Regions from separate parts of the Homo sapiens genome. Here region 1 is linked to region 2. A link is an interaction called in ENCODE POLR2A ChIA-PET data of the cell type or tissue named here. Cell type or tissue: Panc1. All regions are shown on one strand. Each heading gives the region's core, and the rest is flanking DNA. Links, peaks and the distances in the headings are about the cores only. Region 1 overlaps AMPD3 (adenosine monophosphate deaminase 3). Region 2 has its middle 9.0 kb from the start of SNORD97.

Region 1 (5,378 bases), core at 77-5,076, 320 kb before region 2:
GATTATCTGAATAGATGCAGAAAAGTCCTTCAATATAATTCAACACCCCTTCATGCTAAAAACTCTCAATAAATTAGGTATTGATGGAACGTATCTCAAAATAAAAAGAGCTATTTATGAAAAACCCACAGGCAATATCATACTGAATGGGCAAAAACTGGAAGCATTCCCTTTGAAAACTGGCGCAAGACAAGTATGCCCTCTCTCACCACTCCTATTCAACATAGTATTGGAAGTTCTGGCAGGGGCAATCAGGCAAGAGAAAGAAATAAAGACTATTCAAACAGGAAAAGAGGAAGTCAAATTGTCTCTGTTTGTGGATGACATGATTGTATATTTAGAAAACCCCACCATCTCAGCCCCAAATCTCCTTAAGCTGATAAGCAACTTCAGCAAAGTCTCAGGATAAAAAATCAATGTGCAAAAATCACAAGCATTCCTGTATACTAATAACAGACAAACAGCCAAATCATGAGTGAACTCCCATTCACAATTGCCACTAGGAGAATAAAATAGCTAGGAATCCAACTTACAAGGGATGTGAAGGACCTCTTCAAGGAGAATTACAAACCACTGCTCAAGGAAATAAGAAAGGACAAAAACAAATGGAAAAACATTCCATGCTCATGGATAGGAAGAATCAATATCATGAAAATGGCCATACTGCCCAAAGTAATTTATAGGTTCAGTGCTATCCCCATCAAGCTACCATTGACTTTCTTCACAGAATTAGAAAAAAACTACTTTAAATTTCATATGGAACCAAAAAAGAGCCTGTATAGCCAAGACAATTCTAAGCAAGAAGAACAAAGCTGGAGGCATCACGCTACCTGACTTCAAACTATACTACAAGGCTACAGTAAACAAAACAGCCTGGTACTGGTACCAAAACAGATATATAGACCAATGGAACAGAACAGAGGCCTCAGAAATAACACCACACATCTACAATCATCTGATCTTTGACAAACCTGGCACAAACAAGCAATGGGGAAAGGATTCCCTATTTAATAAATGGTGTTGGGAAAACTGGCTAGCCATATGCAAAAAACTGAAACTGGACTCCTTACACCTTATACAAAAATTAACTCAAGATGGATTAAAGACTTAAATGTAAGACCTAAACCATAAAAACCCTAGAAGAAAACCTAGGACATTCAGGACATAGGCATGGGCAAAGACTTCATGTATAAAACATCAAAAGCCATGGCAACAAAAGCCAAAATTGAGAAATGGGATCTAATTAAACTAAAGAGCTTCTGCACAGCAAAAGAAACTACCATCAGAGTGAATAGGCAACCTTCAGAACAGGAGAAAATTTTTTCAATCTATCCATCTGACAAAGGGCTAATGTCCAGAATCTACAAAGAACTTAAACAAATTTACAAGAAAACAACCCCATCAAAAAGTGGGCAAAGGATATGAACAGACACTTCTCAAAAGAAGACATTTATGCAGCCAACAAACATATGAAAAAATGCTCATCATCACTGGTCATTAGAGAAATGCAAATGAAAACCACAATGAGATACCATCTCACGCCAGTTAGAATGGCGATCATTAAAAAGTCAGGAAACAACAGATGCTGGAGAGGATGTGGAGAAATAGGAATGCTTTTACACTGTTGGTGGGAGTGTAAATTAGTTCAACCATTGTGGAAGACAGTGTGGCTATTCCTCAAGAATCTAGAACTAGAAATACCATTTGACCCAGCAATCCCATTACTGGGTATATACCCAAAGGATTATAAATCATTCTATAAAGACACATGCACACGTATGTTTATTGCAGCACTATCCACAATAGCAAAGACTTGGAACCCACCCAAATGTCCATCAATGATAGACTGGATAAAGAAAATATGGCACATATACACCATGGAATACTATGCAGCCATAAAAAAGATGGGTTCATGTCCTTTGCAGGGACATGGATGAAGCTAGAAACCATCATTCTCAGCAAACTAACACAAGAAGAGAAAACCAAACATCGCATGTTCTCACTCATAAGTAGGAGTTGAACAATGAGAACACATGGACACAGGGAGGAGAACATCACACACTGGGGCCTGTTGGGGGGTGAGGGGCTAGGGGAGGGATAGCATTCGGAGAAATACCTAATGTAGGTGTCAGGTTGATGGGTGCAGCAAACCACCATGGCATGTGTATACCTATGTAACAAACCTGCACATTCTTTACATGTACCCCAGAACTTAAAGTATAATTAAAAAAAGAAAAAAATTAGGATATAGAGGGAAAAATTTTATTAGTTGAAAAATTTGGCTATCTAGGACAGCCGCTTCCCTAGAATGTTTTGAGTGAAATTGAGAAACATATGTGCTTTATGAATTGAGCATAGCACAGCTAAAGTGTTGCTAAGTCACTTCATTTTATGAAACTTGTGAAAATAAGAATGGGGAACTTTTTAAACATTCAGGATCATTGACAAAGGAGCTTCATTTGAAATAGTCAATCTATCCCCTTTTAAAGTTAGGGAGAGATTGGGCTGGGCGCGGTGGCTCACACCTGTAATCCCAGCACTTTGGGAGGCTGAGGCGGGTGGATCACCTGAAGTCAGGAGTTGGAGACCAGCCTGGCCAACATGTAGAAACCCTGTCTTTACTAAAAATATAAAGGTTAGCTGGGTGTGGTGGCACATGTCTGTAATCCCAGCAACTCCGGAGGCTGAGGCAGGAGAATTGCTTGAACCTGAGAGTCAAAGGTTTCAGAAAGCCAAGATCACCCCACTGCTCTCCAGCCTGGCTGAGGGAGGGAGACTCTGTCTTGAAAAAGAAAAAGTTAGGGAGATTGGGAAGCCGAGGTGGGTGGATCACTTGAGGCCAGGAGTTTGAGACCAGCCTGGCCAACATGGCAAAACCCTGTCTGTACAAAAAATACAAAAATTAGCTGGGCATGGTGGTGTGCGCCTATGGTTCCAGCTTTTTGGTAGGCTGAGGCACGAGAATTGCTTGAACCCAGGAGCTGGAGGTTGCAGTGAGCTGAGATCGTACCCCTCCATTCCAGCTTGGGCGGCAGAGCAAGACCCTGTGTCAAAAAAAAGTAAAAATAAAAATAAAGTTAGGGAGAGAGATTGTAACACTTAAGTTAACAGATAGTACAGATTGCACTTCATTTTCATCTCCAGGTCTTTAGGGAGGAAGGGCAGCTGGGAAGGATTGAGGAAGGGAGAAGCGAAGGTGAGTGGCAGGAGATGAGTGGAGATTACAGTAGGCCAGGAGGGGTTGTGGGGAAGGGAGGATGGAGAAAGAAGGGGCAGGTTTCCAGAGGAGCTCAGGGAGAGACAGAGGGTGGGGCTGTGAGTTTTCACACCTGATTGGCTGCAAAGTGTTAGAATCAAAGTTACACCCACCTGGCCAGGATGCTGGTCATCTGGCTGCATATGCGGAGTGAGTGATCTCTGTGCGCCCCTGCTCTCTCTGTAGGGACCCCTGTTATAGTGCCCATCGTGCAGCATATTTCTCCAGATAGGCTGGGACCTCTGGTCTCAAGTACAGGGAAGGTGTCAGCCCCTCTTAGTTCCCTCCTTAGATGGGGGTCCCAATTCCAGGTGAGCCAATGCAGGGGCAGCGTGAGCAGCAGCAGTGTGAGCCTATGGAAGTGGAGGATGCCTGTCCCGCCTGATGGCATTCAGATTCCCAGTGTTTGCAAAACTCTGTGCTGGTTTGTGACTTCTGATTCCAACCTTTATTTTAGCGTAACAATTCTCATGTGGAGGGGCTGCCAGAATGAGCTGAGTGTGCGTGGGGGAGGAGTTCAAACCAGCCTCCATGTTCTGAAATGTCCCCCCTCTGACCCCATTGCTCCACTGCTCCCACCCCTAGTCTGGATTAAGTGTCTCCTCTGGGGTCCCAAAATATCCAGGGCATCTCATTACACCAACCACACTGTATGATAATCTGTGGAACTGTCTGGGTTCATCTCAGCCATCACAGTCGGCCCCTGGAGGCGGGAGTTATATCTTATCTACTCCTCTACACCCAGGGCCTGGCACACAGTAGTTTATTGAATGAAGTGGGGTCCACGTGTGGCCCCCAGCTCATAGTACACATATGAGAGCCTGGTGAAAGGTTGGCTCCAGTGCCCCTCCCTGCCTAGTAGTCATCTGGACAGACCACACAGGGCAGTGGGCTTCAGATGGCCCCTGGTAAGATGCTGGCTATTCTCTAGGAGAGCAAGGTGGGCCTGAAGGGCTCCTCACTTTAGCATTTGAGTGCTATATAGGGAAGGCCCTGGGAGCCTGATTCCCCAGAGCGGAGGAGGGCTGGGGAGTGGAGCAGAGTAAGGGAGGGGACTTAGTGACTGTCAGGGGCAACCAAGGGCCATAGAGCAGGTGGAGCACCAGACAGGTGCTGGGAGGTAAGATGCTGTAACAACAGCCCAGGTGACCTGATCAACTCTTTGTCTTGTGGGCCTGGTTAGCAAGAATGTCCTTGTGCGTCAAGAGGATAAATCTATTTCAGGGATGACAAAACTGCTCCTGGCCCTTTGAGCCCTCAGGCTTGGCCTGGAGCTGGTGTCCTCACAGCCCCACACTCTGCTGGCTCCTTGGCAGGAGTGTGCTTCTGCCAGGTGCAAGTGTGGGTGGGGGAAGGAGGGGGTGTGCCAGCTGTAGCCCAGCAAATGCTGGCGCCCCAGGGGCTAGTGCAAGGTGCAGCAGGTGAGATAGTGGACAGACAGACCTTGGCCCATCAGAAGGAAGTGCTTTCTAACAGGGGCACCAGATCAGTTTTGTTCATACACACACTCATAGACACACTCACTCACTGTATTAGTTTGCACTGCTATAAAGAAATACCTGAGACTGGTAATTTATAAAATAATGAGGTATAATTGGCTCATAGTTCTGCAGGCTGTACAGGAAGCATGGCAGCATCTGCTTCTGAGGAAGCCTCAGGGAACTTTGACTCATGGTGAAGGCAAAGCAGGAGCAGGCGTCTTACATGGTGGGAGCAGGAGCAAGAGGCAGCGAGAGTGGGTAGGGGAAGGTGCTACACACTTTTAAATGCCCAGATCTCCATGAAAACTCTCACTAGAACAGCACCAAGGAGATGGTGCTAGACCATTCATGAAGGATCCACCCCCATGATCCAATCACCTCCCACCAGCCCCTACCTCCAACACCGGGGATTAACATTTGACATGAGATTTGGGCAGAGACATGGATGCAAACCATGTCGCACACCCTCTGACACTTACGCCCACACGCCCACTCACTCAGCTCCAACCCTCTACCTTTACTGGCTGGGCCTCGGTTGTATAGAATGGATGCTAGATATGGGCCTAGGGGAGGTAGAATTTCTAAAACGGCCCCTGCAGATGTCCCTCCTTAATCTCCAGATGCAGTGAATAAGATGAGTT
Region 2 (5,378 bases), core at 141-5,140:
CAAAGCAAAGAAAAGAAAAGTCACCTCACCCCAAATTATGAAAAATTTTAATAGGCTTAGCTTTATATCTTTTCTTTTGGCTTATTTTCTAATTTTTTAGTACTAAAGTAGATTACTAATTTTCTTCAAAGAATTTTTCTCAGAACAAAATAGAGCTCCACTGCTCATTCATTCACTCATTTTATTTACTGGTTCGTCCAAGCTCTTCCCTCACCTTTCTGTACCTAGCTGAGTTGTGAAGCAGCTGGTGGGTTCAGGGGAGGAGAGAGGAAGGGACAGAGCTAGAGGGCACGGTGGCCCTGGATGGAAGTGATGGTACTGGGGTTGGGGGCAATGTATTAGTTTCTAGGACTACCGTAATGAAGTAGCACAAACAGGGTGTCTTGAACAACAAAAACATATTCTCTCATTGTTCTGGAGACTAGAAGTCCAAAATCAAGGTGTCAGCAGGGCATGGGAAGGCTCTAGAGATAATCTGTCCATGTCTCTCTCCTAGCTGCTAGCATTGCTGGCAAACCTTCGCAGTCCTTGGCTTGTAGAGACGTCACTCCAATCTCTGCCCCTGTCATCAAATGGCACTCACCCTGCATGTCTGTGTGCCACTTCTCTTATTATAAGGACACCATTATATCAGATTAGGGCCTCCTCTAATGACTTGCTTACATCTGCAAAGACCCTATTTCCAAATAGGAAGATCACATTCACTGGTACCTGGAGTTAGGACATCAGCATATATCTTTGGGGGCTGGGGACATAATTCAACCCATGACAGAAGGATTAGGGGGCTGATTCTTCCTCACCTCCGGTCCTACACCCCAACCCTCAGAAGCACCTGCCCCTCCCTACACTCATTCCGCCCTGGTTACACTTCCAAGCATGAGGAGCTCATTGCCTCTGCAAAGGGTCCTTTACTTTCTCTCTTCAGTTTCTGTCCCCTACCCCAACATGCATTTTGGTGTATCTGGTATGAGCACCGGCTCCTGAGTTACAGTGTAGGGCTTGAATCACCACCCCATGACTTAATAGATGTGTGGCCCAGTACTTCAAAAGAGCATGCATGATATGATGTGGCTCTGTGTCCTCACCCAAATCTCATGTCATCTCAAATTGTAATCCCCATAATCCCCATGTGTCAAGGGAGGGACCTGGTGGGAGGTGATTCGATCTTGGGGGCGGTCTCCCCCATGCTGTTCTCATGATAGTGAGGGAGTTCTCACAAGGAGATCTGATGGTTTTATAAGTGCTTGACAGTTCCTCCTTCACACTCTCTCTCTCGTTGCCTTGTGAGGAAGGCGCCTACTTGCCCTTCACTTTCTCCCGTGATTGCAAGTTTCCTGAATTCTCCCCAAACATGTGGAACTGTAAGTCAATTAAACCTCTTTTTTTTTTTTAATAAATTACCAAGTCTCAGGTATTTCTTTATAGCAGTGTGAAAACAGCCTAATACAATGCAGAAAAGGCGTTCATAGCTACTTGCCAAATACATGAAAGATCTTGGGCAGGTGCTTTGCTTCTCTGAGCCTCAGTTTGGGGCTCAGACATGGGGATAGTGAAGGGGGATAGTGAAGCACCTGCCTCAAGGATGTTGGGATGATTACAAGGGATGACTACCTTGATGCATTTGGTCCAGCCTGGCATATGCTAACTCCTCGGCAAACATTAGCTACAATAATCATAATATGTCCTAGCAGAGCTCAGGATGCAGTGCAGGCACTGCACTGGTCTTAATGAGGGATTGATATTAACAAATGATAAAAAGCAATCCTCCAAAGGCAGCCCATCTCACTCAGCATAAAAGCCAAAGTCCTTACTGGGTCTGACTAGTTCTCTGCACTGGCCGGCGCCCTTCTCCTCAGCCTCAAACCCCCTTGCCCTCTGCTTGGCCAGATTGTTCCTCAGACAGGCCAGGTGCGTTCCCAATCTCAGGGCCTCCAGCTTGGCCTCCCCTCTGCCAGGAATGCTGTTCCTCCAGATGGCTGTGGAGTTCACCCCCTGGCATCTCTTAGATCTTTGCTCAAAGGCCACCTCCTCCTGAGGCCATCCCAGAACCCCCTCTTTCAAGCAGCACTCACTCCACTCCCTAGCCCTTACTCGCATCCCTGCATACAGCACTTTTTACTGCCTGGCACTGTACGTTTGTTGATTTACTGTCTCTCTGCTATCACCCAGAACGTTGCTTCCAGAAGAAGACTGTCTCATTACTGTTACATCTCTGGCCCTGGAGTAGCCCCTGGCAAATATGTACTCAGTACATGTTTGCGAGACGCATGGACTTGTAGAACAGTTCCACAGCTGTCCATCACTGATGTTCCATACCTAGCGATGCGGCCCCTCGAAACGCACTGGAGAGCTGGGCAGACCAAGGATAATTTCACAGGTAAGTCAGATAGAGCCTGGGGAGGTGCAGCGATTGGCCTAGGCTCCGAGACTGATGACCCGGGAAGCTGGGGCCTGCGCTCTGCTCTGTGGCTCGGCATGCTGTGCAGCTGACCTGAGCAGCTCTTGAGGAGTCACTGCTCATTTACCAGTCACATCGTCGTGTCATGCACCGTTGACAGGAGACCAAGCCCAGGGCAACATTCTCACTTCCCCCTCTCCATGAGCGTGACCAGTGGGTCTCGGTCTTGCCTCCGCGTGGGCCGTACAGGACAAGGGCCAGAGCCTTGCAACCCGACCCACCTGCCAGGGGTGGTCTCCCAGCATCCCGGCAGAGGGCGCTGTGGGACAGCGTTGCTGATCGGTCGGGGACCTGGGTCCAGCTCAGCCTCCTGCGCTCCCCCTGGGTCAGGACGGGCAAGGGCAGGGCTGCGGGGCGGGGCAGGGCAGGCTGTGGGACTTGAATGTCCTGTGTCCGCTACTCTCTGCCCTGTGCTCAGGTGTCTCCTCGTCCAGGGCTCTTGCATATTCTTGTAGGACTTTGCTTGGAAAATTGTCTAGTGAGAAAGTGATTCGTTTTTGGTTTGCATGAGGCTATGGTTGCAGAGTTAGAAAGGGAGGGAGTGTTGGTTTGCGGCAAAAAGTTTAGGGATGAATATTGAGTTTGAAGTGCTGTGGCACATTCAGAAATATGTCCAGGGGCTGGTTGGATGTGCGAGTTAGACATTCTGGAAAGGGGTTTGGACTCAAGATACAGATGTCATCAGCAGATAGCTGGTAATCGGATCCACAGAAGTGAGTGACAGTGTTGAAGGAGGGAGGCAAAACAGCAACATTCAGGGGCCAGGTGAAAAAAGAGGGCTTTTAAAGGAGACTGAGGAGAAGCTGGGAGAAAAACAAAGTGGGAAAGAGGAAAGTCAACTGGCAAGTGCTTTTGATTGATCAAATAAGACTGAGCTATACCCTTTAGTTATATCTAGCCAATGATCTTGTTAGTTCAGAAGATGGAAGCAGTTCTCCTGGGGAGGAATCTTAGAAAGGAGGGTGACATTCATATCTATTGGGCTGCTATGTGGGATGCTTTCCCTAGTGACTTTTACATATTAGCTTGTTTAGCTCTCATGACAATCCTTAAGTATTAACCCTGTTTTCTTTCTTTCTTTTTTTTTTTTTTTTTAAATTTTTGAGACAGGGTCTTGCTCTGTCTCCCAGGCCGGAGTGCAGTGGCACGATCATAGTTCACTGCAGCCTCAAACTCTTGGGCTCAAGCAATCCTCCCACCTCAGCCTTCAGAGTAGCTGGAACTACAGCTGCACGTTAGCCACATTTTCATTCATTCATTCGAGACAGGGTCTCACTCTGTTGCCCAGGCTGGAGTGCAGTGACGTGATCATGGCTCACTGCAGCCTCGACCTCCTCGGCTCAGGTGATCCTCCCACCTCAGCCTCCTGAGTAGCTGAGACTACAGGTGTGCATCATCACACTCAGCAAATTTTTCTACTTTTTTTTTTTTTTTTTTGTAGACACAGGGTTTCCCCACGTTGCCCAAGCTAAATTTTCTAAAATAATTTCTAAAATAATCAAGACTCAGATAAAAAATATCTTACCTAAGATCACCCTGCTTGTGTTAGAGATTAACCCTAGATCGATCTACAACTCGAGTCTGAGGTCTTCCCACTACTTCCTTCCTCTATGTCCACATCCTGCCATGTAGGGTAATTTTATTAATTCATGATTTGGTTGAACAAATATTTGAGTTTACCGGGCACTGGGCACTGTTCTAGATGCTGGGAATACAGCAGTGAAAAAAACTGTCAAATACTTCATGCTCTTCACATTCTAGCAGGAATCAGATATAACCATGCAGTATGTCATGTAATGAGACATGGAGATACAAAAAGGAAAGAGGGATGAGGATGTGTTTAGAGTTTTTAAATATATATATGAATTTCTTTCCTGCCCCTTAAGATCTGCAGGAGGTTATCAGAATTGACAATGAGGACTTTACTAATAAAAGTGACATTTGAAGCTGGGCGCGGTAGCTCACGCCTGTAATTCCAGCACTTTGGGAGGCCGAGGAGGGCGGATCACGAGGTCAGGAGATCGAGACCATCCTGGCTAACACGGTGAAACCCCGTGTCTACTAAAAATACAAAAAGTTAGCCGGGCATGGTGGCGGGCGCCTGTAGTCCCAGCTACTCAGGAGGCTGAGGCAGGAGAATGGCGTGAACCCAGTAGGTGGAGCTTGCAGTGAGCCAAGATCGCGCCACTGCACTCTAGCCTGGGCAACAAAGCGAGACTCCGTCTCAAAAAAAAAAAAAAAAAAAAAAAAAAAAGTGACATTTGAGCCAAGACCTGAGGAGGGGGAGAAAGCCAGTCATCCAGTTATCCAGAAGAAAGGAGGAACATAAAACCTCCAAAGTAAGAAGATGCTTGGCATGTCCCAGGAGCAGCAAATCCAGTGTGGTGGGAGCAGAAGGATTAAGTGCCAGCAGTAGGAAATTAGATCAGAGAAACAGGTTGTGGGGCAAGGATGGGGAGAGGGCTAAGAAAATCAGATGTGGGGTGATGTAGACCAAATTAAGTATTTTGACATAAAAATCCCACTAGGTGGGAAGCCATTTGGCGGGTTTTGAGCCAAGTGGTGCTGTGTTGAGACGACAAAATGGAGATGAGGGCTAGGCAGGGAGGCCAGTTAAGGCTACTGTGGTACCTAGGTAAGAAATGAGGGTGGTGGTTGAAGAAATGAGTTCTTCAATTTCTAAAATGTTTGGAATGCAATCAACATGATTTGATGCTAGAATGGATGCAGAGTATGACAACAACTGAAAAAGTGTTGAGATCAGGCATCTCCCATTGGAAACTGAGAAGAAAAAGATGTCCTGGGAACAAGTTAACACTTTCAAGGAATGAGTAACTTGTCAAATGCTGCCTACAGGAGGATCAAAACCTACTGGATATAGCATTGGAGTTACTGGTGACCCTAAGAAAGTTTTGGTGTG

What was found. Peaks named below come from ENCODE experiments on the same cell type or tissue, not always from the same donor. Only the 100,000 strongest peaks of a DNase experiment are listed, where the experiment ranks them.
Region 1: POLR2A ChIA-PET joins it to region 2 with 10 read pairs; 3 of 35 experiments call an interaction of 5 or more read pairs at or near these places.

The regions. Positions count from the first base shown.
Region 1 is chr11:10,470,219-10,475,596 of GRCh38, forward strand. The region is part of intron 2 of AMPD3 (adenosine monophosphate deaminase 3); the gene reads left to right. Among named protein-coding and RNA genes, the nearest start is that of AMPD3, 18 kb to the left of the region's middle. In Panc1, for the core only: no CTCF peak of the experiment used is centred there; no DNase peak of the experiment used is centred there.
Region 2 is chr11:10,789,926-10,795,303 of GRCh38, forward strand. No RefSeq gene overlaps it. Among named protein-coding and RNA genes, the nearest start is that of SNORD97, 9.0 kb to the right of the region's middle. RefSeq lists enhancers at 1,933-2,482, 2,483-3,032 and a silencer at 2,693-2,832. In Panc1, for the core only: CTCF peaks have their summits at 2,711 (motif pointing right) and 2,993; a DNase peak (open chromatin) is centred at 2,746; H3K4me3 peaks cover 572 bases; H3K27ac peaks cover 916 bases.